Regions from separate parts of the Homo sapiens genome. Here region 1 is linked to region 2. A link is an interaction called in ENCODE POLR2A ChIA-PET data of the cell type or tissue named here. Cell type or tissue: PC-3. All regions are shown on one strand. Each heading gives the region's core, and the rest is flanking DNA. Links, peaks and the distances in the headings are about the cores only. Region 1 overlaps STPG4 (sperm-tail PG-rich repeat containing 4). Region 2 overlaps TTC7A (tetratricopeptide repeat domain 7A).

Region 1 (16,312 bases), core at 3,871-11,870, 98 kb after region 2:
ATTTTCCTTGGGTCTAATGGTATATATATGTGCATATATATATTTCTAACTCCAACATATGCTTCTCAGTTCTTTTTTTTTTTTGAGACAGGGCCTTGCTCTGTCACCCAGGCTGGAATGCAGTGGCGCAACCATAGCTCACTGCGCTTCAACCTCCCAGGCTCAAGCGATCCTCCTGCCTCAGCCTTCTGACTACCTGGGACTATAGGCATGTGCAACCACACCTAGCTATTTTTTAAAATTATTGTAGAGTTGAGATCTCACTATGTTGCCAGGGCTGGTCTCAAACTCTTGGGCTCAAGCGATCCTCCCACCACAGCTTCCCTAAGTGCTCAGATTATAGGTGTGAGCCAACATGCCTGGCCAGTTCTTCGTTTTTAAGGCTTAGAGAATCTAGGCAAGATGCCAGTAAAAATATCTGATTCTCACTAATTAATGTTTCAATCCATGCTGATTAGGCACTCAAATCTTTTTTTTTTTTTTTTTTTTTTTTGAGACTGAGTTTGGCTCTTGTCGCCCAGGCTGGAGTGCAATGGCGCAATCTCGGCTCACCACAACCTCTGCCTCCCGGGTTCAAGTGATTCTCCTGCCTCAGCCTCCTGAGTAGCTGGGATTACAGGCATGCACCACCACGTCTGGCTAATTTTGTATTTTTAGTAGAGACAGGGCTTCTCCATGTTGGTCACGCTGGTCTCAAATGCCCGACCTCAGGTGATCCACCCGCTTTGGCCTCCCAAAGTGCTGGGATTATAGACATGAGACACAGCGCCCGGCCAGGCACTCAAATCTTATGAGAGCTTGAATGTGGCAGGATGGTATTAGTATGGATATATAATTCAGTTATGTTGCACCAAACACCATCAATGTCAGAAAACTGAAATAATGTGAAAAAAGCCAACCCTACTTACTAAGCTCTTGGTGTGACTACATATACACATACATATACATATACATATACATATACTTGACTTTATTTAGAACAGTTTTAGGGTCATAGCAAAATTGCAAGGAAAGAGATTTCCATATACTCTTTGCTCCCACACATGCGTAACCTCCATTATCATCATGCCACACTAAAAAGGTACAGACGAACCTACACTGGCACATCATTATCACTCAAAGTCCATATGTTACATTAGACCTCACTCTTGGTGTTGTACTTTCAAGGGTTTTGATGAATGTGCAATGACATGTATCCACTATTATAGTATCACAGAGTGGTTTCACTGCCCTAAAAATCCTGTGTTCTCCCTAATTATCCCTCCCTCCCCTCAACCCCTGACAACCACTGATCTTTTTATAGTCTCCATAGTTTTGCCTTTTCCAGAATGTCATAGAGGTGGAATCATACCATATGCAGCCTTTTCAGATTGGCTTCTTTCACTTCGTGATATGCATTTATGTTTCCTCCATGTCTTGTTATGGCTTCATAGCTCATTTCTTTTTAGTGCTGAATAATATTCCATTGTCTGGATGTACCACAGTTTATTTATCCATTCATCTACTTAGCAACATCTTTGTTGCTTCCAAATGTGGGCAATTATGAATAAAGCTGCTATAAACATCCATGTGCAGGCTTTTGGGTGGGTGTAAGCTTTCAAGTCCTGTGGGTAAATACTATGGAGCACAACTGCTGGATCTTATGTAAGAGTATGTTTAGTTTTTTAAAAAACGGCCAAACTGTCTTCCAAAGTGGCTATACCATTTTGCATTCTCACTAGCAATGAATGAGAGTTCCTGTTGCTCCACATCCTTGCCAGCTTTGATGTTGTCAGTGTTCTGGATTGGGGCCATTTCATATTTGTGTAGTATCTCATTGTCTTAATTTGCATTTCCCTGATGACATATGATGTGAAACGTTTTTTCATATGCTTTTTTGACATCTGTATGTCTTCTTTGGAGAGGTGTATATTAAGGAGTTTGGCCAATTGTTTAATTGAGTTGTTTTCTTATTGCTGGGTTTTCAGAGTTCTTTGTATATTTTGGTCAACAGTTCTTTCTCAGATATATCTTTTGCAAATATATTCTCAGTTAGTCACTTGTCTTTTCATTCTCTTCAGTGTCTTTTGCTGAGCAGAAAATTTTAGTTCCAAAGAAATCCAATTTATTAATTATTTCTTTCATGGATCATGCTTTTGGTGTAGGATCTAAACTCAAAGTCGTCTAGATTTTCTTATGTTACCTTCTAGAAGTTGTATAGTCTTGCTTTTTACATTTAAGTTTTGTAATCAACTTTGAGTTCATTTTGTGAAGGGTTTAAGGTCTGTGTCTAGATTCTTTTCCTCTTTTTTATTTTTATTTTGGAGGAAGAGTCTCACTCTGTCACCCAGGCTGGAGTGCAGTGGGGTAATTTCAGCTCACTGCAACCTGCACCTCCCAGGTTCAAACGATTCTCCTGCTTCAGCCTCCCAAGTAGCTAGGATTACAGGCACCCGCCACCACGTCTGGCTAATTTTTATATTTTCAGTAGAGATGGGGTTTCACTATATTGGCCAGGCTGGTCTTGAACTCATGACCTCAAGTGATCCATCTGCCTCGGCCTCCCAAAGTGCTAGGATTACAGGCATGAACCACCACGCCCAGCCTCTTCTTTTTTGAATGTGGATATCCAGTTGTTCCAGCACCATTTGTTGAAAAAACTATCTTTTCTTTGTTGTATTGACTCTGCTCCTTTGTCAAAATTCAGTTGACTATATTTTTGTGTGTCTATTTCTGTATTCTCTATTCTGTTCCATTGATCTATTTGTCTATTCTTTGCCAATATAATACTCTCTAGATTACTGTAGCTTTTAAGTAGGCCTTGAAGTCAGGTAGTGTCAGTCCTCTAACTTTGCTATTCTCCTTCATCATTGTGTTGGCTATTCTAGGTTTTTGCCTTTCCATATATACTTTAGACTGTTTGTTGATAGCCACAAAATAACATTCTCTAATTATTATTGGGATTGCATGGAATTTAAAGATCAAATTGGGAAGAACTGACATCTTGACAATATTGATCTTCCTATCCACGGGAAATCTCTTCATTTATTGAGTTCTTCTTTGATTTCTTTCTTTTTTTTTTGAGACAGAGTTTCACTCTTGTTGCCCAGGCTGGAGGGAAATGGCGCAATCTCAGCTCACTGCAACCTCTGCCTCCCAGGTTCAAGCGATTGTCCTGCCTCAGCTTCCCGAGTAGCTGGGGTTATGGGCGCCTGCCACCATGCCCAGCTAATTTTTTGTATTTTTCAGTAGAGACGGGGTTTCACTATGTTGGCCAGGCTGGTCTCAAACTCCTGACCTCAGGTGATGCACCCGCTTTGGCCTCCCAAAGTGCTGGGATTACAGGCATGAGCCACCACGCCCAGCCAAGTTCTTCTTTGATTTCTTTCATCAGTTTGTTGTTTTCCTCATTTAGATCGTGTACATATTTTGTTAGATTTATACCTAAGTATGTCATCTTTCGGCGTCCTAATGTGAAGTCATTATATATGTGTGTGTTCTTGACCTTACCAGTAATATTTTATTTTATAATGCAAATAATCCTTCTATCATCATGAGTTTTGACACACGTAGTTTGAGAAGGAAGAGAAGTAAATTCATTTCATCTAATCTTACAATTTCTAGCCAAATGTTTGGTCAATGGAAGAGAGAGAAAGGCATGCTTTTTGAAAGCATGTGTTTTAAAATTCAAATTCCACTTTTTCATTGCTGGTATATATACCAGTATATAGAAAAGTAATCGACTTTTGTATATTAACCTTTATCCTGCAAACTTGCTATAATTTGTTACTAGTTTCAGGAATTTTTGTTGATTCTTTTGGATTTTCTACATAGGCAATCATGTTATCTGTGAACAAGGCAGTTCTTTTTCTTCCTTCCCAATCAGTATACCTTTTATTTCCTTTTGTTGTCTTGTTCCATTAGCTGTAACTTCCACTACAATGTTGAAAAGGAATGGTGAGAGAGGACATCCTTGCCTTTTTCCTGATCTTAGTGGGAAAGCTTCTAGTTTCTCACCATTAAGTATGATGCTAGCTGTAGGTTTTTTGTAGATACTCTTTATCAAATTGAGGAAGTTCCTATTTCTAGTTTACTGAGAATTATTTTCATAAATGGATGTTGAATTTTCTCAAATGCTTTTTCTGCATCTATTGACATGATTATGTGACTTTTCTTTTTTAGCTGTTGATGTGATAGATTATTTGATTTTTAAAATATTGAGCCAGCATTGCATACCTGGGATAAATCTCACTTGGTTGCGATGTATAATTTTTTAATACATTGTTAGACTTAATTTGCTATCATTTTGTTGAGGATTTTTACAACTATGTTCATGAGACATATTGGTCTGTAGTTTTCGTTTTTTGTAATGTCTTTGTCTGGTTTTGGTATTATGATGACACTGGCCTAATAGAATGAGTTAGGAGGTGTGTCCCCTGCCCTCTATCTTCTGAAAGGGATTAGTAAAGAATTGGCATAATTCCTTCCTTAAATATTTGATAGAATTCACCTGTGAACGCATCTGGGCCTAGCAATGTCTATTTTGAAAAGTTATAATCACTGATTCAATTTAATAGATATAGGCCTATTCAGACTCTATTTCTTTTCATGTCAGTTGTGGAAAATTCTGTCTTTCAAGTAATTGGTTCATTTTATCTAGGTAATCAAATTTGTGGAAATAGGGTTATTCAGAATATTCCTTTACTGTCCTTTTTAATGTCAATAGGATCTGTAGTGATGTCTCCTCTTTTGTGTCTAATATTAGTCATTTGTGTTTTCTCTCTTTTTTCTTAGTTAGCCTAGATAGATGCTTATCAATTTTATTATCTTTTCAAAGAATCAGCTCTGAGTTCCTTGATTTTCTCTATTGATTTTCTGTTTTCAATTTCATTGACTTCTGCTCTAATTTTTATTATTTCTTTTCTTTCACTTACTTTGGATTTAATTTACTCTTCTTTTTCTGGTTTCCTAAGGTGCAGACTTACATGATTAATTTTTGGTTTTTCTTCTTTTCTAATACATGCATTCAATACTATAAATTTCCCTCTAAGCATTGCTTTTGCTACATCCCACAAATTTTGTTAAATTTTGTTTTCACTTCCACTTAGTTCAAAGTATTTTAACATTTCTCTTCAGACATTTTTCTAACAACACAGATCCATGTGTTATTTAGAAGTGTGTTGTTTAATCTCCACATATTTTGGGGTTTTCTAGTTATCTTTGTGTTATTGATTTGTAGTTTAATTCAGTTTAATTCCATTGTGGTCTGAGAGCAGACATTGTATAATTTCTATTCCTTTAAATTTGTTAAGGTTTTTTTTTTTTTTTGGAGATGGAGTCTTACTCTGTCACCCAGGCTATAGTGCAGTGGTGTGATCTCGGCTCACTGCAACCTCCACCTCCTGGGTTCAAGTGAGTCTCCTGCCTCAGCCTCCCAAGTAGCTGGAATTACAGGCACCCGCCACCATGCCTGGTTAATTTGTTTTTTTAGATGGAGTCTTGCTCTGTTGCCAGGCTGGAGTGTAGTGCCATGATCTCAGCTCACTGCAACCTCTGACTCCCTGGTTCAAGAGATTCTCCTGTCTCAGCCTCCCAAGTAGCTGGGATTACAGGAACGTGCCACCACACCCAGCTAATTTTTGTATTTTTAGTAGAGACGGGGTTTCACCATGTTGGCCAGGATAGTCTCGATCTCTTGACCTTGTGATCTGCCTGCCTAGGCTTCCCAAAGTGCTGGGATTACAGGCATGAGCCACTGCACCTGGCCAATTATTTTGTATTTTTAGTAGAGACGGGGTTTCACCATGTTGGCCAGGCTGGTCTTGAACTCCTGACCTCAAGTGATCCACCTGCCTTGGCCTCCCAATGTGCTGGGATTACAGGTGTGAGCCACCGCTGCCAGCCCTGTTAAGGTATGTTTTATGGCTCAGAATGTGATCTCTCTTGGTGAATGTTCCATGTGAGCTGGAGGAAATGTGTATTCTGCTGTTTTTGGATGAGGCAGTCTATAGACATAAATTATATCCTGTTGATTAAATGGTGCTGTTGAGTTCAACTATGTACTGACTGATTTTCTGCCTGCTGTATTTGTCCATTTCTGATAGAGGGGTATTTATACTGAAGTCATCTATTTCTCCTTGCAGTTCTATTAGTTATTGCCTCACATATTTTGACGATCTGTTGTTAGGCACATACACATTGCCAAATATAATTATATCTTCTTGTAGAGTTGACTCCTTTATTAAGTAATGCCCCTCTTCATCCCTGATAACACTTATTGCTTTGATGTCTGCTCTGTTTGAAACTAATATAGCTTCTCCTGCTTTATTTTTTTTTTTTCAATTTGAGAGCAGGTACTGTTTATTAACTGACCAGATTAGAAAAATAATCATGGTAGACACCTTAGTTCATTCTTCTAATAAGCCTGTTGATCTGGTCCCCCCTGTTGCCAGCATCTCCACCTTCTACAAAATGGGTGGTCTTTTTCTTCATTCCATCTCATGGAAAGGATAATTTGAAGGGTCACAGGAAGTTATTTGCTTCTTTGAAGAATTTTCCAACAGTATAGATCTCACGAATCAGATCCTCCACGCAGATGATGCCATATTTACCAAGAGATCAAAAGTGGGTTTCTTGTAGACAACATACAAGATTATGCTCTGACAATTTTGATTAACTCCGACAATCTGTCTTTTAATTGGTGTAGTTAGACCAATTAGAGTTTGCATAGTATATCTTTCTCCACCCATTTACTTCTAAATCTCAGCCCACTGCACCCTCCGCCTCCTGGGTTCAAGCAATTCTCCTGCCTCAGCCGCCTAAGTAGCTGGGACTACAGGCGCCCACCATCACACCCGGCTAATTTTTGTATTTTTAGTAGAGATGGGGTTTCATTCTGTTGGCCAGGCTGGTCTCAAACTCCTGACCCTGTGATCCGCCCGCCTCAGCCTCCCGAAGTGCTGGGATTACAAGCGTGAGCCACAGCACCCAGCTGCAGTATCAGTCTTTTTCATGAGTCTCTACCTCTCTCTGGTATAGACTCATGAAAATCTGTGACCATCTGTACTGTGAATTTCACAAGATTTTCTCAGCTACCTCCTCACCCTTAGGTGGCACAGGATGACTAAAGCTGGCTGGAGTTGGGTATTGCCCTTCCCTCAGGTCAGTTAGGTCCTGATTGAATAGTTTCTCCTGAGGGCAGGCCTTGTTAGTAAGAGAGTGCCTGACATATTTCAAAATGGTTCCTTTTCCTCTCCTCTGCCAGCAGCAGGGGCAGGATTTCTCTCTGTAAGAACCTGGGAGAGCTCCTGCAGGTAAACCTCAAAACACGTGAGGCACCCCCTATGATTAGGTCCTCCTGGAGCTTTTAACTCTCAGATTTGCCAACACTTAGCCTCCAGCAATTCTTCAGTTGTAGTTCAGGTGTTCCTACCCCAGCCATGGTTCCTGCAGAAGTTGGTATTTTCTGCCCTGGTAAATTGTAATTCTCTGTATCCTCCTGGCCATCTCTCCAATTTTGGGGATAGTCTGCCCTGTGACCTCACTTCTCTTACAAGTCTAAAATAATTGTTGATTTTTCAGTTTGTTTAGCTTTTAACTTGTTGTTAGGATGGAACTTCAACTTCCAAGCTATTTACATGCAGAACTGGAAACTGGAAGTCAGCGTGACACCATTTTGAGAACCCAGACCCATAAATAGGTGGGTCAGAAGGCAACAGATTTCTAATAGGATTTCTACACCTTTAGAATCCCTATTAGAATAATCATAAGGTGAATGCAGCCAGAAGGCTGGCAGGTACCATATTTCCAGGTACTTTTTTTTTTTTCTTTTTAAGACAGGGTCTCACTCTATCGGGGAGGCGGTGGTGTGATCTCGGCTCACTGCACCCTCCACCTTCCAGATTCAAGCGACTGTCCCGCCTTAGCCTCCCGAGTAGCTGTGACTACAGGTGTGTACCACCACGGCCAGCTAATTTCTGTATTTTTAGTAGAGATGGGGTTTCACCATATTGGCTAGGCTGGTCTCGAACTCCTAACCTCAAGTGATCTGCCCCCCTCGGCCTCCCAAAGTGCTGGGATTACAGGCATGAGCCACCGCTCCCAGCCATTTCCAGGTCTTGATAGAAATTTCTTTAAGTGTCTCTTCTCTCTCAGAAGTAAAGCCTCTTGTGTCATATGGAAACATTACTGACTCACTGCTCAGATTTCTTTAAGGTCTGAGAAATAAACAACATGGGACTTTCTCAAAAAAAAAAAAAAAAGAAGAAAGAAAGAAAACATATCCAATGATACTAATGATATCCTTAATTTCACCAATATCTTGTAATTTTCACTGAGAACTACAAGTGAGTGTCATCCCTGAGATAAATTCTCTGTATCCAGCTTTCAAACTTCACTTTTGTTTGCCACACTCTTGACATATTTTAAGTGACAATCACTGCATTACTTTGCAGGGGCTCTTTGAGAAGTCCTGCCTCAAAAAAAAAAAAAAAATCTGCTAAATAAGCCGCTTGACTAACCACTTTGAGTGCTACTTTTTTTCATTTAAGTGAAGAATGAATTGTTTCATCTTTGCTACATTATGCTCTTTGTTATCCCCACATTTAACTCTTGGGTTCTCAGAGTGACTGGCACCCTTCCTATGGTTTATAGCTATATAGTAGTGCAACTGTTCAAAATCAACACACACTTCAGGTCTAAAATGAGTGTTCAGATCACTGCTGTTGTTTGTTGTTTTCTAAGTAAAATTTATCATTTTACCACTTTAGTGAACACACTGAACACCTGGGGGAGGGCTGTACATTCGGCGGGAGGATTCTCTGGGGATGCTGTGTGGCTACTGAAGGATCTAGGATGCCCCACTCTGATGTTCACCATTACTGCTGCAGTGTGGCTGGTCAGCCCTTCTGTGGGCACAAACTTTGGTTGATACCATGCTCAAGGAAAACCATCCTGTTGAAAATCCCTTCAGTAGTCATTTTACCATGGAGCATTCTGCAAATTAATCTATTTTCAGAGATATCCTCATCACAGCTATAAACACAGCTAGCAAAGATCAGTGAGTTAACTGCCAGATTTTTCAACCTCTCTCTCAACTAGTTCAAGGATGTATTTTGAACATATTCAAATGGATCCTTTGATTCATTCTCTAATTTAATGGGGCGCCTTTCTAGCCTGGCTACCTCTTTTTGACCAAAAAAAAAGATACAGGGGCAGGGAGGGAATAGAATTGCCAAATTTGTTTCATTTTCCATGAGCTCCATCTTCCAAGGCAATGCTAAAGCTAACCTTTAAATTGAAATTTCAAATTTCAAATTTCATTTGCTTAACTGTGATTTTCATTGAAATGTTCCCAACCTAGGAAATAAATAAGAGAATTTTTTTAAAATGGAACATTTTAAGAAAGAAAACAAGAGAACAAAAATGTTAGTTGGAAAAAATTTCGAGTTACTTACAAATGGGCATGATTGAAAGAGTATCATTTACACATTGAAAACAATATCAACAGAAAGAAAAAAATTAATAGTCTCCTTGCTCCCTATCTAACCTCTACTTTCCAAATGGAAACCACTGTTGGTGATTATGAAAGTATTTCTCAGGGGAAAAAAGTATGCATTTAACATCACATATATGTACATTTGTTTTCATGTATACAAATGGGATTATACTCTAAATATTGACTTGTACCTTCATTTTTTTTCATGTAGTAACAACTTAGAGATGCTTCCATATCAACACATATAGATTTATCTCATCTTTTTTTTTTTTTTTTTTTTTTTTGAGACAGAGTTTTGCTCTTGTTGCGCAGGCTGGAGTGCAGTGGCGCGATCTTGGCTCACAGCAACCTCCACCTCCTGGGTTCATCTCCTGCCTTAGCCTCCCGAGTAGCTGGGATTACAGGCGCCTGCCACCACACATGGCTAATTTTTTTGTATTTTTAGTAGAGATGGGATTTCACTATTTTGGCCAGGCTGGTCTTAGGTGATCTGCCTGCCTCGGCCTCCCAAACTGCTGGGATTACAGGCGTAAGCCACCGCACCCGGCCAACCTCAACATTTGTAATGGTTGCACAGTATGTCATTTGTATGGGTGTATCATTTTCTAACTGGCATTGCTGAGTTTAAGGCTATGTGCATTTAGAATGTTGCTAGGTTGCCAAATTGCCCTCCAAAATATTTGCACCAGTTTGTATTCATATAAACAACGTGTGAGAGTATCTGTTTGTGTATCTCCTTTGCCAATATTGGGTATCAATGTACAGTACTTATATAGTTGATCACCTGATAGGCGAAAATTGTGCCTCACTATTATTCCTCTGTAATTATTTATTAGTTGAAGCCAAGCATCACTTTCTTTTTTAGTAATTGGTGTGTCTCTTTGTGAATTGCCAGCTCATGCCCTTTGCTCATTTTTTTTTTTTTTTGAGACAGATTCTCGCTCTGTCGCCCAGGCTGGAGTGCAGTGATGTGATCTTGGCTCACTGCAAGCTCCGCCTCCTGGGTTCACGCCATTCTCCTGCCTCAGCCTCCCGAATAGCTGGGACTATAGGCGTGCGCCACCACGCCCGGCTAATTTTTTTTTGTATTTTTAGTAGAGTCAGGGTTTCACCGTGTTAGCCATGATGGTCTCGATCTCCTGACCTCATGATCCGCCTGCCTCGGCCTCCCAAAGTGCTGGGATTACAGGTGTGAGCCACCGTGTCTGGCCACCCTTTGCTCATTTTTAACCGGAATATTTATTACAATTGGATTGTAAAAGACCATGACTCATTTTCACCATTTGATACAGGTGATAAAGCCAGTTAGTGATCAGCACTTTCTGGAAACTCCCTTGCATCTTCACAGTGGTAATACTCTACATTTTTTTGCATTGACTGACCTTGTTCAGTAATGATTCACTGGCTACAGGCTGAGACAGCATCACCATCTTCTCCCTGTCCCACTAACTGTAGATAGATTCTGGAACCATGTTCTGACTGGCACAGTTTAAACTGACTTCAGGTTGTCCTGAAGTTACCCTAGCATGTTGATTTCAAGCTTATACTTTAAAATCCTCCATTTAAGTCACTAGATCCATGTTTCTAGTTGAAAATATAAATGATGCATTTCAAATGGTAATGGACTTCTACTCTGCAAGGTAGACTTGCAGAATAGGACAACCTTTCTCTAGGACTTTGGACAATGCATCTCGAAAGACACAGACTTCAACATATCCTTTCCTTAACAATTCCACTCTATGACTAACCACAGGGGATGGCTGAATATATTAGGATATGTCCATATACAAGAAAACTATGCAGCTATTAAAAATGTTGTATAGACTGGACATGGTGGCTCACACTTGTCATCTCAGCACTTGGGGAGGCTGAGGCAGGAGGAGGACTGCTTGAGTCCAGGAGTTTAAAACCAGCCTGGGTAACATAGTAAGACCCTGACTCTAGAAAATAAATAAATGAACAAATGTATAAATACACAAAAATAAATGATGTGTAAAGAATACATGAAAAAGATTAATAATATATTTCTAAAAAGAAGAAATTCTGGTTTCTGCAAATGACATGCTAGGTTATTTATTCGGGCGATTAACCTTCCCACTGCTGACCACTAGAAATGAAAGATAAAATATTAAAAAAAAACAAACAAAAGAGTTTTTTTGTTTTTTGTTTTTTGAGATGAAGTCTTGCTCTGTCGCCCAGGCTGGAGTGCAGTGGCGCAACCTCGGCTCACTGCAACCTCCGCCTCCCAGGTTCAAACGATTCTCCTGCCTCAGCCTCCCAAGTAGCTGGGACTACAGGTGCGTGCCACCATGCCTGGCTAATTTTTTGTATTTTCAGTAGAGATGGGGTTTCACTGTGTTAGCCAGGAAGGTCTTGATCTCTTGACCTCGTGATCCGCCCGCCTTGGCCTCCCAAAGTGCTGGGATTACAGGCGTGAGCCACCGTGCCCAGCCACAGAAGAGTTTTTAAAAAGATATGGAATTGCCAACAATATAGTAGGAAATTACATGATCCTAAACTAAAAGACAGCAAGAAGCCAAGGAGGTAAGTGGCTTAATTTTGTCTAGAGAATGTTTGCTGGTCCAGACTAAATTCAACAGAACACAGCTGAGTTTAAAGGAACTTCAGAGCCCTGGAAGAATCCAGGGGTCAAAGTCTGGGCCTATTCATGATAAAGGGAGGAAGGAGTCTAATGGAAGATACCCACTGGAATTTGAGACCCTAGAAAGGTACTTCCTGAAAGTAAACTCTCCCACCTCACTCCACTGCCAAGGGGACTGCAGAGAGTTGCCTAAGCAAGAACTGAGAGGGAGAAGAAACCCGTCCCTGAGAGATTATAACCATGGGCTGTCCCTTTCATGAATTCCAGCCCAAATTCACAATGCTAGGGTGATCCAAGAAGACATAAACACTGCATTTTGAGTTGTACCAGACTGGTGGCTCCCCTATATATTAACAGAAGCCAAAGCAAACCTTAGGCCTTGGGGAATTCACAAAAATACATTTTCAAGAGTAACGAGCAATACACAGTTAAAGACAATCACATACACATAAGAAAACAAAATGAGTAAGGCCCAGTCAGATTTCAGGTATTTGAGTAATCATTAATTCATTCACAGGTTCAACCAATATTAATCATCAGACACTGTTCTAGACAGAGATATAATAATGAGCAAAACAGATAAATATTCATGTCCTCATGAAGTTCCATTCATGGGAGAAGGCACATTAACAAATAATCAATGTAAAGTGCAAGTAAATTATATAGTACACTTGATAGCTATAGATGCCAAGAAAAAAATATAAGAGCCAGGTAGGGAAGATCTGAAGCGTTGAATAGTAAATTTAAATGGGGCTCATTGAGAACATGACACTTGAACAAAGACTTGAAGAAGGATAGAGAGTAGGCCATCCAGATATCTTGGATAAGAGTATCCCAGAAAAAGGGTACAGTGAAAATACCTTGAGGTAGGAGTGTGAGTGCTAAGTTCAAGATACAGCCAAAAGGACAAGTGGGTCAGGAAGAGAGTGACAGGGAGTAGTAAGACAAAGTCAAGAATGAAGCCAGTTCACAATATCCCTGCTGGCCTTGAGAAAAGCCACTCAGAGATCACACTCACTATCATACCGCTTTAACCTAGTGGTTCTGAACCAGGAGCACGGCAACGTCTGGAGACATTTTTGGTTGTTACAACTGGAAAAGTAGATTGCTAATGATACTTAATGAGTAGAGGCCAGGTGCTACAATGCACAGAACAGCCCCCCGCCCCACCCAACCACAACAAAGATTTATCCTGCCCAAAACGTCAGCAGTGCCAAGCTTGACAAAACCAGGATTAGACATACAGATGTATAAATCAAAAAGGGAATTGGCCGCAATGGCTCACTCCTGTAATCTCAGCACTTTGGGAGGCCAAGGCAGGAGGACCACTTGAGCCCAGGAGTTTGAGACCAGCCTGGGCAACATAGTGGGACCCCATCTCTACTGAAAAAAAAAAAAAAAGGAATTGGATATACAAGTTTGGAATTCAAGAAAACTATCTAGGTGGCAGATACAAATTTGGTAATCACCAACAAATACATGGTGTTCATAGCCTTGAGTGAGACTGGATGAGATCACCATTCAGAGAATGAGCAGAGATGGAGCAGAGGTCTGAGTGCTTGGGGCACTCCAAGATGGAGATGAGGGAAGAGCAGAGATGGCAAAAAATGGCTGAGAAGAAAAACCAAAAATGAGGATAGGGGAGGAAGTGTAGGAGGTTTGAAAAGAGGGGAGAGTGGCTGGGTGCGTGACTCATGCCTGTAATCTCAGCACTTTGGGGGGATGAGGCAGGAGGATCGCTGGAGCTGAGGAGTTTGAGACCAGCCTGGGCAACATAATGAGACCGCCTCTTCTAAAAATTTAAAAAATTAGCCAGGCATGGTGGCTGGTGCGTGCTTATAGTCCCAGCTATTCAGGAAGCTAAGGGGGAGGATTGCTTGAGCCTGGGGAATCGAGGCTGCAGTGAGCTATGATTGTGCCACTGTACTGTAGCCTCGGTGACAGTGTCTTAAATAAATAAATAAATAGGATATACAAGATAAAACCACCCAGGAGAATGGCAAAGTAAACAGACTAGAGAAGTCCATTCAGTGCCCATCAGAGGTGAAGAATTTAGCATGAGAGCAGTCATGCAGCTACATGGATGCAGGTATTAATACAAAGAGAGACGTACCCAGGGTTGTGGCTTTGCCAAACAAGTAAAAGATGAGCAGTTAGGGGCAAGGGAATTGACAGTGTATGCAGGGAATAACTATAATGATTAACTATGGGATTGGAGCTTTGCAAGGAAGAAGGGAGTTGAGAGGTAGCGAAAAGGTGGGACAATCAATAGATTAGGATTGTAGCCTGCAGGGAATGGAAAAATTGTTAGGGTTGGGATATTAGAGAGTGGGATTCATGTAGAGATTGTAGAGAGTTGAAATTCTTGGTCTTGAAAAACATCTAAGGAGTGAGTGGCTGAGGTAGCAGAAAGTTCAAGAAACTGAGAAGCCAGGTTGTTGAAAGATCATCTATGTGTGTGTTGAAATTATGATATGAGTAGTGAAAAGAGTGACAGTGAGGGAAGGGGGCTAATATCAAGGAATAAGGGGAGTAACCCAGGGGTCAGTGGAGGACTACAACACTAGGGGAAATAGCAGGTCATAAAATTGTACATATGGAGAAGGTGGTCCCGTTTGTGTACATATATTCTACAATGTGAATATACTATTTATCTGTTAAGAAAAAGGTTATTAGAAAAATTACAGAGCTACCTCAAATCTCCTTTGAAAAGGGCCAAATATAGATAAGTATATGCATGCACACACACACACATTCAAATATGTATATACATATTCCTTTTTTTTTTTTTGAGACCGGGTCTTGCTCTGTCGCCCAGGCTGGAGGGCAGTGGCACAATCTCAACTCACTGTACCCTCTACCTCCCGGGTTCAAGCAATTCTCGTGCCTCAGCCTACCAAGTAGCTGGGATTACAGGCCTGTGCCACAATGCCCAGCTAATTTTTGTATTTTTCTTATAGTAGAGATGGGGTTTCACCATGCTGTCTCGAACTCCTGGCCTCAAGTGATCCACCTGCCTCGGCCTCCCAAAGTGCTGGGATTACAGGTGTGAGCCACTGCACATAGCCCCTATATATATATGCCTAATAAGACTGTTCAGTACGGGTGAAAGGGTTGAAAAACTAACTATTGGGTACTAATAGTTAGCCACTCAGCACTTGGGTGATGGGATCAATCGTACCCCAAACCTCAGCATCATGGAATATACACGGGTAACAAACCTGCACATGTAGACCCTGAATCTAAAATAAAAGTTGAAAAAAAAATAGAAAGTCTCTCCAATACAGATTCTCGAGTTGAGTTACATGCCTCAGAATAAAGATACTAAAAATAGTGAAAACTTTATTTATTTATTTATTTATATTATTATACTTTAAGTTCTAGGGTACATGTGCACAATGTGCAGGTTTGTTACATATGTATACATGTGCCATGTTGGTGTGCTGCACCCGTGAACTCGTCATTTACATTAGGTATATCTCCTAATGCTATCCCTCTCCACTCCCCCAACTCCACGACAGGCTCCTGTGTGTGATGTTCCCCTTCCTGTGTCCAAGTGTTCTCATTGTTCAGTTCCCACCTATGAGTGAGAACATGTGGTGTTTGGTTTTTTGTCCTTGCGATAGTTTACTGAGAATGATGGTTTCCAGCTTCATCCATGTCCCTACAAAAGACATGAACTCATCCTTTTTTATGGCTGCATAGTATTCCTGAAAACTTTATTACAAATAAAAAGCAGCCACTGAAAGATATAAAATGAATATTCTGTGAAAAATTATAAAATTTGAGAATGCTATTCTAGCTTAATGTATAACAATAATACATACTATATCTACCCCAAATTCAAAGTATTCTGAGTTCTGCTATTAAAACAGAATTTTGAATTTTACTGGTGACTAAACAATGTTTATGTTTCCCCTTGTGAATATATATATCTTTGAAATAGAAAATTAGAAAAACACTGAATTTTTCCAGTTTCTAGAGTTTAATCCTTTGTGGGAGGTGGAGAGGAAAGAAGAAAGAAACAGAAAAACTATGTTTTCAGAAGGTTTTATCCATCCTTCCGAGTAAGCCTAATTCTTTTGGTCTTTAAAAACTTTAAGTATTGTGTAACTCCATCCTTGTACGTTTTCTCCTTTCAACACTGGGCCTTTGGCTGATTTTCAGGGACTTGTAAAAGCGAGAAGAGAGGAAGCAGAAAAGAAAATGGCAGAAGAGAGTAAGAAAGACTTTGC
Region 2 (8,000 bases), core at 1-8,000:
CAACTTCCCCCACCAGCAAGAGTGGTGTGCTGGGGTGAGCAGCCAGGGAGGGGACACAGGGAGGGTGAGGATTGGTGCCCCCAGGTAAGGGGATGGAGATGACCTCTGACCCCAGGACTGTGCTTGGCTTAGCCAGAGACACCACAAAAATATCCCCTATCTACAAGATAACTATTTTTTTTTAAGTTTTTGGAAAAGCCATACTTACTCATTTCTGAGGAGTCTCACCCTAAGAGCTCTTTATAGCAGTGGGAAGAAATTGTTTCTCTTTGCCTCACATGGGAACAAGTCCAAGTCTTAATCCTTTTGACAAATAATTAGCAGTGTGATCCTGCCCTAGGAGTGCAGGTGAGGCATGGCTAGGAAGAAAAGGAGGAAGAGGAGGCAGATGCCAACATTCTCCTGGGAGCCTCCATCATCAGCCTGAGCTGGAGCGCTTGGGGAGATTGGCAAAGCTGGTGGCCTGTGGCATAGCCATTTTCTAACGGGGAACAGAGACACCAACCTCACTGGTCTCTAACTTCCTCCACAGAATCAGTGCTGCCCTAGACATACAGACCCTGTGGGCTGAGATGTCCCCTGGTTCAGCAGGGGCTGACTCTGTTAGGTCACCTGAGTGCCTTTCTGTGCCCCTGGGTGCTGCATCATGCTTGCAGATGGCATGGGAGTCGGCAGGTCCCAGTGGTTAGGATGGTGGGTGAGGGAACACCGAGCCTGGGTGAGGGGTGGCCGGTGTGGTCTACTGAAGGCTCTGGCAGCATCCTGACGAGGGCATAAGCACATAAAGAGGGGGCTTCTGTCTGCACTGGGCTCCCCGCCCAGACCAGGGCCTGTGTGCCACGTGGCCTGGATGGGGCTGCAGAGAGTACCAAGGATGGAGCACATCTCAGGACCCGGCCGTCCTTCCCTAGCCCCAGGAGTGTGACCAAGCGCATGGGGTGTTTACACTGACCCACGCTCCTTCCCCTTTCCCAGACAGAACACTCACTTTCATATCATCCTTCGATGCCGATGGCGTGGCAAGGGCGTTCGGCCTTAAAAGACCTCAGTGTTTACTTCACATGGGCTTCCACAGCTTAAACAGGAAAATGCTTGCAAGAGGGGTCACAGCGAGCATGCTTTGCCCAGAGCCCAGTTCCTATAGCTTTATGCATCTCCTTCCATCGTCTTCCTGTCATAAGCCTGTCTTAGGTCCTAGGAGTGAAGGGCCTAGTTCAACAGACCAAGAAGCTCAGGGCTTTCTGGGAGCCTTCAGAGGCACCTGGCCTAGAAACTTGCTTCTTGGGATCGGGCCGGCCTGCGGCTTCAAAGCAGGAGTCCCTTCCCTGTGTGCTGGAGAGCTGAATGCAGCTGCTACTTAGAGGTCATCACAGTTCAGCCTGGTGGAAGTTCGTGGGACAGGTGACTTTACTCCTGTTGTACAGGTGTGGGACCTGTGACATGCCCAGCTGGGTGACCACAGAGCTTGGACTTTGGCTTGGGTTTCTAATTCCTGGGCCAGTGTGTATTCACTTTGAGTAACGACACAGTGTGAGGCTCGAGGACAGTACTGTGACCATTGCTCTTCTGGAATGGCTCTTGTCGGAGGGCATAAATGTTGAAAGCTGCTGGATTTCGGTATTCAGGCGTTTCGATCACAGAGACTCTCCTCAGTGATACTTTTTGGCCTTGCCCAGTGACTGTCCCCTGGGATGGAGGCCCTCCACCCCCACCCCAGTCAGGAGGAGCCAGAAGATTCCACATCTGGAGCCCACTGTTCCTCCCCAGGTCCTGCTTTCACAGGGAGGAAAACTTTGCTTCTGGACAGTTTGGAATGGAATTGGCCAGCGCTCTGCTTGTCAGCTGTGGGAGTCCGGCCCACACTGCAGCTATGGGGAATCAAGTAACAGGCTCCAGGACTAGGCAGATACTGTGTGCTCAGCACTGTGCCAGACGCTGGGGGAGGGCAGCGGGGCCCTGCCTGCAGGCACTTGCAGACCAGGTGGGGACGCACGATGAGGCACAGGACAAGATAAACGGTGGTTTCACCATCCATAGGCCGGGCTGGCTGCACACTGATTCTAGAATGTCTGACATTAAAAATGCTTGATACGCCAGTCGCGGTGGCTCAAGCCTGTAATCCCAGCACTTTGGGAGGCCAAGGTGGGTGGATCACCTGAGGTCAGGAGTTCAAGAACAGCCTGACCTACATGCAGAAACTCCATCTCTACTAAAATACAAAAAATTAGCCGGGCCTGGTGGCGTATGCCTGTAATCTCAGCTGCTCAGGAGGCTGAGGCAGGAGAATTGCTTGAACCCAGGAGGCAGAGGTTGCGGTGAGCCAAGATTGCGCCATTCCACTCCAGCCTAGGCAACAAGAGCAAAACTCCGTCTCAAAAAAAAAAAAAAAGCTTGATATGAGTTTACTATTAAACTCTTAAGCCTAGGTGGCAAAAAAAGATTATATACATAGTAGGGGAAGGGAAAATGGCTTCCCTCCACCCTTCTAGGGAGGAGGGCTTTGGCTGGGCTACAGATTAAATTGAAATGACAGATTAACGGGAAAAAAAACGTATTTAATTATATACGTATGCACAGAAGTCCCACCAAGTATGAGATTCGAAGAAAGACGGGATGATTGAAGCTTAATAGCATCTGGAGCTACAGAAAGGAAAAGGGGATTGGGGTTCCTGCGGGTGGTAGAGACAAGTTATAGGAGGGTGACAGAGAGGAGATGATGAATAAAGGTCCTTTTGTTATGCAGATAAAAATCTCTCGGGTGATAGAAGTTGTCAGGAACAGCCCTCTTCTTTATAGATACTTTTACTAATGTAGATTTCCCTGAGAGGTGGAAGTTTCTAGGCCAGGCAGTGTGGCTAATGCCTGTAATCCCAATGCTTTGGGAGGTTGAGGCAGGAGGATCATTTGAGCCCAGGAGTTTGAGACCAGCCTAGGCAACATAGTGAGACCCCGTCTAACAAAAAATTAAAAAACTAGCTGGGTGTGGTGGCCCATGCCTGTTAGTCCTAACTACTCAGGAGGCTGAGGCAGGAAGATTGCTTGAGCCCAGGAGATCGAGGCTGCAATGAGCTATGATCACGTCACTGCACTCTGCCTGGGCAGCAGAGCCAGACCTTGTCTCTTTAAAAAAAAAAAGGAAATTTCTTTTATAAAAGGGCAGCTTTTCAGAGCTACTCTGTGTCTGCAGTTTCTCGGAATAACCAACTCAAAATATAAAATATGCCAAAGTATATTTTGGGGTGGCATATTCTGGTCTCAAACAGTCATATTTTAGGGTGGTGTGTCCTGAGCCCCAAGTGTGTGTGTGTGTGTGTGTGTGTGTGTATATATATGTATAAAGTAATTAAGTGCTAATGGAACACAGTGCCAGACATTCAGAGAAGGACAGCGTGGTCACATAGGGACATCTTGGAGGAGGGCTGGAGCCGTGGGATTGAAATAGTTTTTTTAGTCTCAGAATCCTTTATTCAAGTGGTGTTTTAGGCTCAGTTGGTTTATAAGACAGGTAAGCAAGGGGAAGGGGAGCCTAGGCTTGCCTACTCTATCCCCAGCCCCGACTGCCAGCAGCCTCCCCCCAGCTTCCCCCAGGAGTCACAGCGTTCTGGTGAGGCTGTGGCCACAGCTTCGATTCCCCCTGGCTGTGAGGGCCCCAGAATGTCACCCACCAGTCCTGACGGCATGCCAGGGCTCCGCCAGGCTTCCTGAAGAAATGGGCTAAGCATTGATAGGTGGGTGAGGAGAAGCAGCTACCCGTTGCAGTGGACAGGATGGAGAGGGGGCCTGTGCTCCTTAGTCAGAAGAGCAGCTGAGTTGCTCCTTCTGAGGGAGTGGAGTTGTTTGCTGATCCCTGTTGGAAGTGGGAGAAAGTTCTGCAGTGAACTAGAGGCAAGCCAGCAGAGGCACAGATAACCACATCCTGACATCAGGAAGGCTGTCTTAGAGGGGGTTGTGCACAGCCCCCATGGGGATACAGAAAGCCAGAGGGCGACATCTGGTTAGGAGCTGGCTGAATGTCAGAGGGGAAAGGGTGATCTCAGCAGAGGCTACAGCAGAAGCACAGCACGGATGAGTCCCGGAGCCTGTTCCGAGGCTCAGGGAGCTGCTAATACCCATGTGATCAGTGTACCAGCGCCCAAGGTCATGGGGAGGATGGCAGGAAGGGAGGGTAGAGCCAGAGTGGGAAAGCTGTGAAGGCCATACAGAGGCACAGAAGGTGAGGACCACAGGTCAGGGTTCTTTGTGGAAGAAAATCCCTCTGGCAGCGCTCACCTGCCAGCCCAAGGAAATCTCAGGAGCAAATCTGGATCCTCCCAGGATCCTGGAGTGAAAGATCAGACCAGAGTGACTGGTGGAGCACTTGCCCCAGCCCAGAAAGGATGTGGTCGGGTTGAGAAAATCCGCTCTGGGCCACTCATGCTAATGGAATGTCAGCAGCTGCAAAGGTACAGCCTGCCTTTGGTAGAACTTACTGTGATGCCAGCTCAGTTTTCATCCACTTCTTTGCCAGGCACATGGTGTGGTCGGGTCTGCCCTAGACCCATTCCGGCCCTCAAAGATGAAGAAAATGAGAAGGGGGCTCTGGCAGAGAGAAGTGTGATGCCTGCAGAGGGCCCGGGGAATGCAGCAGGGCTGGCCTGCCCAGGGAGCTGTCCCCAGGGAGCTGTCCCCAGGAACCAGCCCAGCCCAGGGGACTTGGCTGACTGAGGGAGGGGCTTTCCCACCTCACTGACACCTGCTGCTTCAACCAGCTGCCCCACCCTCCACACCGGAGCCTCTTCTCTCTCCCTGACTCCCAGCCAAGTCCCACTCCACCCTGCTTTTCACCAAACACCAGCTCCAGCAAGACCCCTTTCCTGTTTCTTCCCCTGTACTGAGTCTGATCCAAAAATTCAGCCCTTGATTCTCTGGGCAGTGTGTCATTTATAGCGCTCTAATTGTTGTCTCGAAGGCAGCCATTGTGTTTTCTTCTTCATATTCCCGAAAGCACAGGCCCCTGATACTTATGGAGTGTTGGATCCTTTGCAAACCTGCGGAAGGAGAGTACAGTGGCAAGACCAGTTGTCCCCAGCAGTTGCCCACTGGGGTCATTCCTACTCAGGGCTGTGTCCTGCCAGCTGTGCACTCAGGTCCGTGCAGTCCATGCTAGGGGGATCCCGGTTTCTGCCCTTGGGACCTGATAGGCAAGCCAGGTGGTCGTTAGTTCTATGTTCCAAGATGGGTGCAGGGCATCCTAAGAATTGAGAGAGGTGGGATTTAAAGCCAGGCTTGGGATGGATGAAAATGAAGAGGAGAGTTGGTATCTGGGGGGCAACCCGTGTGCAGGGTCAGGAAAGGCATTTTGGGGATGCAGTGAGGAAGAAAAATACTTGTCCAGAAATCCCCTCTTCTGAAAATCCTGGGGCAAATTCCACCCTCTTCATTCTCTACCAAGTTGCAATCTAAGAGACAAAGTATGGAAAGATGGGCAGAGAGTAAGGACATCAGAGGGCTTCATGAAGCTGGGAGCCCAGGTCTTAGGGCAGAGGCCCAGCTGAGAGAGAAGATCAGAGGGGCAACTGCCAGGGGCAGGCCTGGCCTCACCGGGTGGCACCTGCAGCCTTCGCAGTCTGGGTAGGGACCCTCCGATGGAGCAGGCCTGTGTGCTACCCTCAGGTGGGCTGGTAGAACCTCCGGGCAGTGATCAAGTGCAGGCCCTGACAGTACCGTGGTCTTGCTCATCAGTGATACTGAGAAGAAAGGGCCTCACTACTCACCACTGGTGAGAACCGGGAGGTGCTGCCGTCTGGCCCTCGGTGGTTCAAACTCTTCGCAGGCTGCCCAGGCAGCTGGTTGGGTGAAAATATGACTGGACTTCCATACTGGTTGCTGTATAGCCACTGCCTGGACCCCTCCAGAACCCCCAGACCTCCCCAGCATCTGAAGGGCCAACACCAGTCACAGCAGGGCCTCCAGGGCTCCACCCCAGCTCTTGATGAGCAAGTGTCATGACTGGCCTGTGAGAAGCATTCTGGCTGTGCCTGCTGTGTCCAGGGTAGAGGGAGGGAGCCAGCCATCCCCGCTGAGGTCCTGCCTCCAGGTGGGACCAGCTCTTCTTCTCAACCATTCTAAGGGCCACTCCCCACACTGGTCTTACCTCAGAGGACTTTAGGTTTTCAGGTCGAAAGAAATTCTGAAGTTGCTTGCTCTCATTGCACGGTAACTGTCCCTAAATGGTGATTGAAAAGGATTTCACGTCACTTTAATCCTATGGATTATATAAGGGGAGCTGGCTATTTTGGGAAATCCAAGGAAGAATCCTTTGATAAAGCATAACACCGCCTTCTTTGTGTATCTCCAGGGTCAGGAAGCAAACTTTGCAGTTCCACTTAGGAGGCGTTGCTTGGGCACCTATACTGTTGTGGCTGGCAAGGTGGGAAGTGGAGCTCTGTCCTTAGGGGACCTCCTTGCCAGTTCCTTGCTCTACCTTCACTCACGGATTCTAAGTCACTGTCTGGATGGGTCTCTTATCCAAGGTCCCATGCTGGGCCCTGTGGGGAATGTGAGTGTAAGCCTGGTCCCACGATCATTAGGCACAGGGCGTTGCTTAGTGGAGGATGTGGGTAGGAAGAGCAAACCGAGCAAGACCAGGACTCACAGAACAGTGCTTCAGAGATGGGCAGGATGGCACATGGTCAGGGGACACGGGGCATCAGCAGTGTGGGCACTGACAATGCTTCATGGAGTGCTTCATGCTTTGGCAGCAAAGATGGGGAGAAACTGAGGCACACAGAGAAAGCAAGCGGTCCAGGGGCATGGCAGAGGCTGCTGCCCTCATGGCACTCTGCTTTCTGCGAGTTAGGGAGGTGAGCATGTGGAGCCGCCCTGGTGGGGCAGGATCCCCAGGTGAAAGTGGGCCCTTGCTGGGGTGTGCTGATGGCCACTCTCCGTCCCCACAGCCTGATGTTCACCAAGGTGAAGCTGGAGCAGGTGCTGAAAGGCCCAGAGGAAGCCCTCGTGACCTGCAGACAAGTGCTGAGGCTGTGGCAGACCCTGTACAGCTTCTCCCAGCTGGGGTGAGTGGCCGTCATTGTCTCTTGGGTTGCCAGAGGGTGGTTGCCAGGGCAACAATCCACAGCTGGGTGGCCACCATGCCTGCCAAGATGGGGAGGAGAGTGAGGCTTTTGAATGAGAGCGTGGAACTTCCTGCCCACAGAGCTTTCACATCCATAGTCCAGTTTGAACCTCCTGACAGTCCTCTATGAAGTACATAGAGACCCTACGTAGGACATTGAGGTTCAGAGTGGTAAGAAGGAAGAGAAATCATTCTTGAGCACTGGAGCTGGGTGCTGGGCTTGTTCCTTTATCTTACACCTCAGCTGCTTATAGCTTATGCATTATCAGATTTTATTCCCAGCCCAGTGAGGAAACTCAGACACAGAGACTTTATATATAGCTTACCAGAATCACTCGCCTGGTAAGTGGTAGTGCTGGGACTTGAACTTGGGTCTCCTGAGTTCCAGCCCATGGAGCCTGTCACTTCTTTCCTCATTCCATTTGGAGGCTAGAAGAGGAGGAGGAGGTGTACTCCTGAAGGGCCACCCCTTCTTCCCTAGTCACCCACGGTCTTCATGCCTCCTGTCTCCTGCTGGAGACCCTGGCCTGGGACCTGGGTCTTTCATGGGCCAGAGCAGGGCACTCTTGTCCAGGCTGAATCTGCAGGAAGTCTTTGCTCAAACCCAATGGGATGCCTAGGCTTAGCCTATGTGGCCCAAAGGGAAAGTGGGCCTCCTTCAGGTCAGGAGCCCTGCCTCTTCCTGATCCTCTTGTCCTTCTTTGGGATAGCTGGCTGTGTCATCTCCCTGAGGCCTCAGGGGACCCCAGTCTGGTGTATATTTGTGTTTTCACAGAGACTTTAGGAGCCCAGAAGGCTTCCAGACTCCCCAGAGGAACATCTGTAACAGTGAAATTTACAGAGGAGGGTAATCAGACAGAGTAAAACACCTTGGGCAAAGTCAGCCCTC

Evidence for each region. Peaks named below come from ENCODE experiments on the same cell type or tissue, not always from the same donor. Only the 100,000 strongest peaks of a DNase experiment are listed, where the experiment ranks them.
Region 1: POLR2A ChIA-PET joins it to region 2 with 8 read pairs; 5 of 35 experiments call an interaction of 5 or more read pairs at or near these places.

The regions. Positions count from the first base shown.
Region 1 is chr2:47,133,102-47,149,413 of GRCh38, forward strand. The region is part of intron 3 of STPG4 (sperm-tail PG-rich repeat containing 4); the gene reads right to left. Among named protein-coding and RNA genes, the nearest start is that of STPG4, 14 kb to the right of the region's middle. In PC-3, for the core only: no CTCF peak of the experiment used is centred there; a DNase peak (open chromatin) is centred at 10,790.
Region 2 is chr2:47,039,380-47,047,379 of GRCh38, forward strand. TTC7A (tetratricopeptide repeat domain 7A) reads left to right here. Exons shown (of 20, transcript NM_020458.4): 16 at 6,936-7,052. Among named protein-coding and RNA genes, the nearest start is that of TTC7A, 100 kb to the left of the region's middle. RefSeq lists enhancers at 6,426-6,926, 6,927-7,427. In PC-3, for the core only: a CTCF peak has its summit at 3,863; DNase peaks (open chromatin) are centred at 3,942 and 4,392; H3K4me3 peaks cover 1,197 bases; H3K27ac peaks cover 3,313 bases.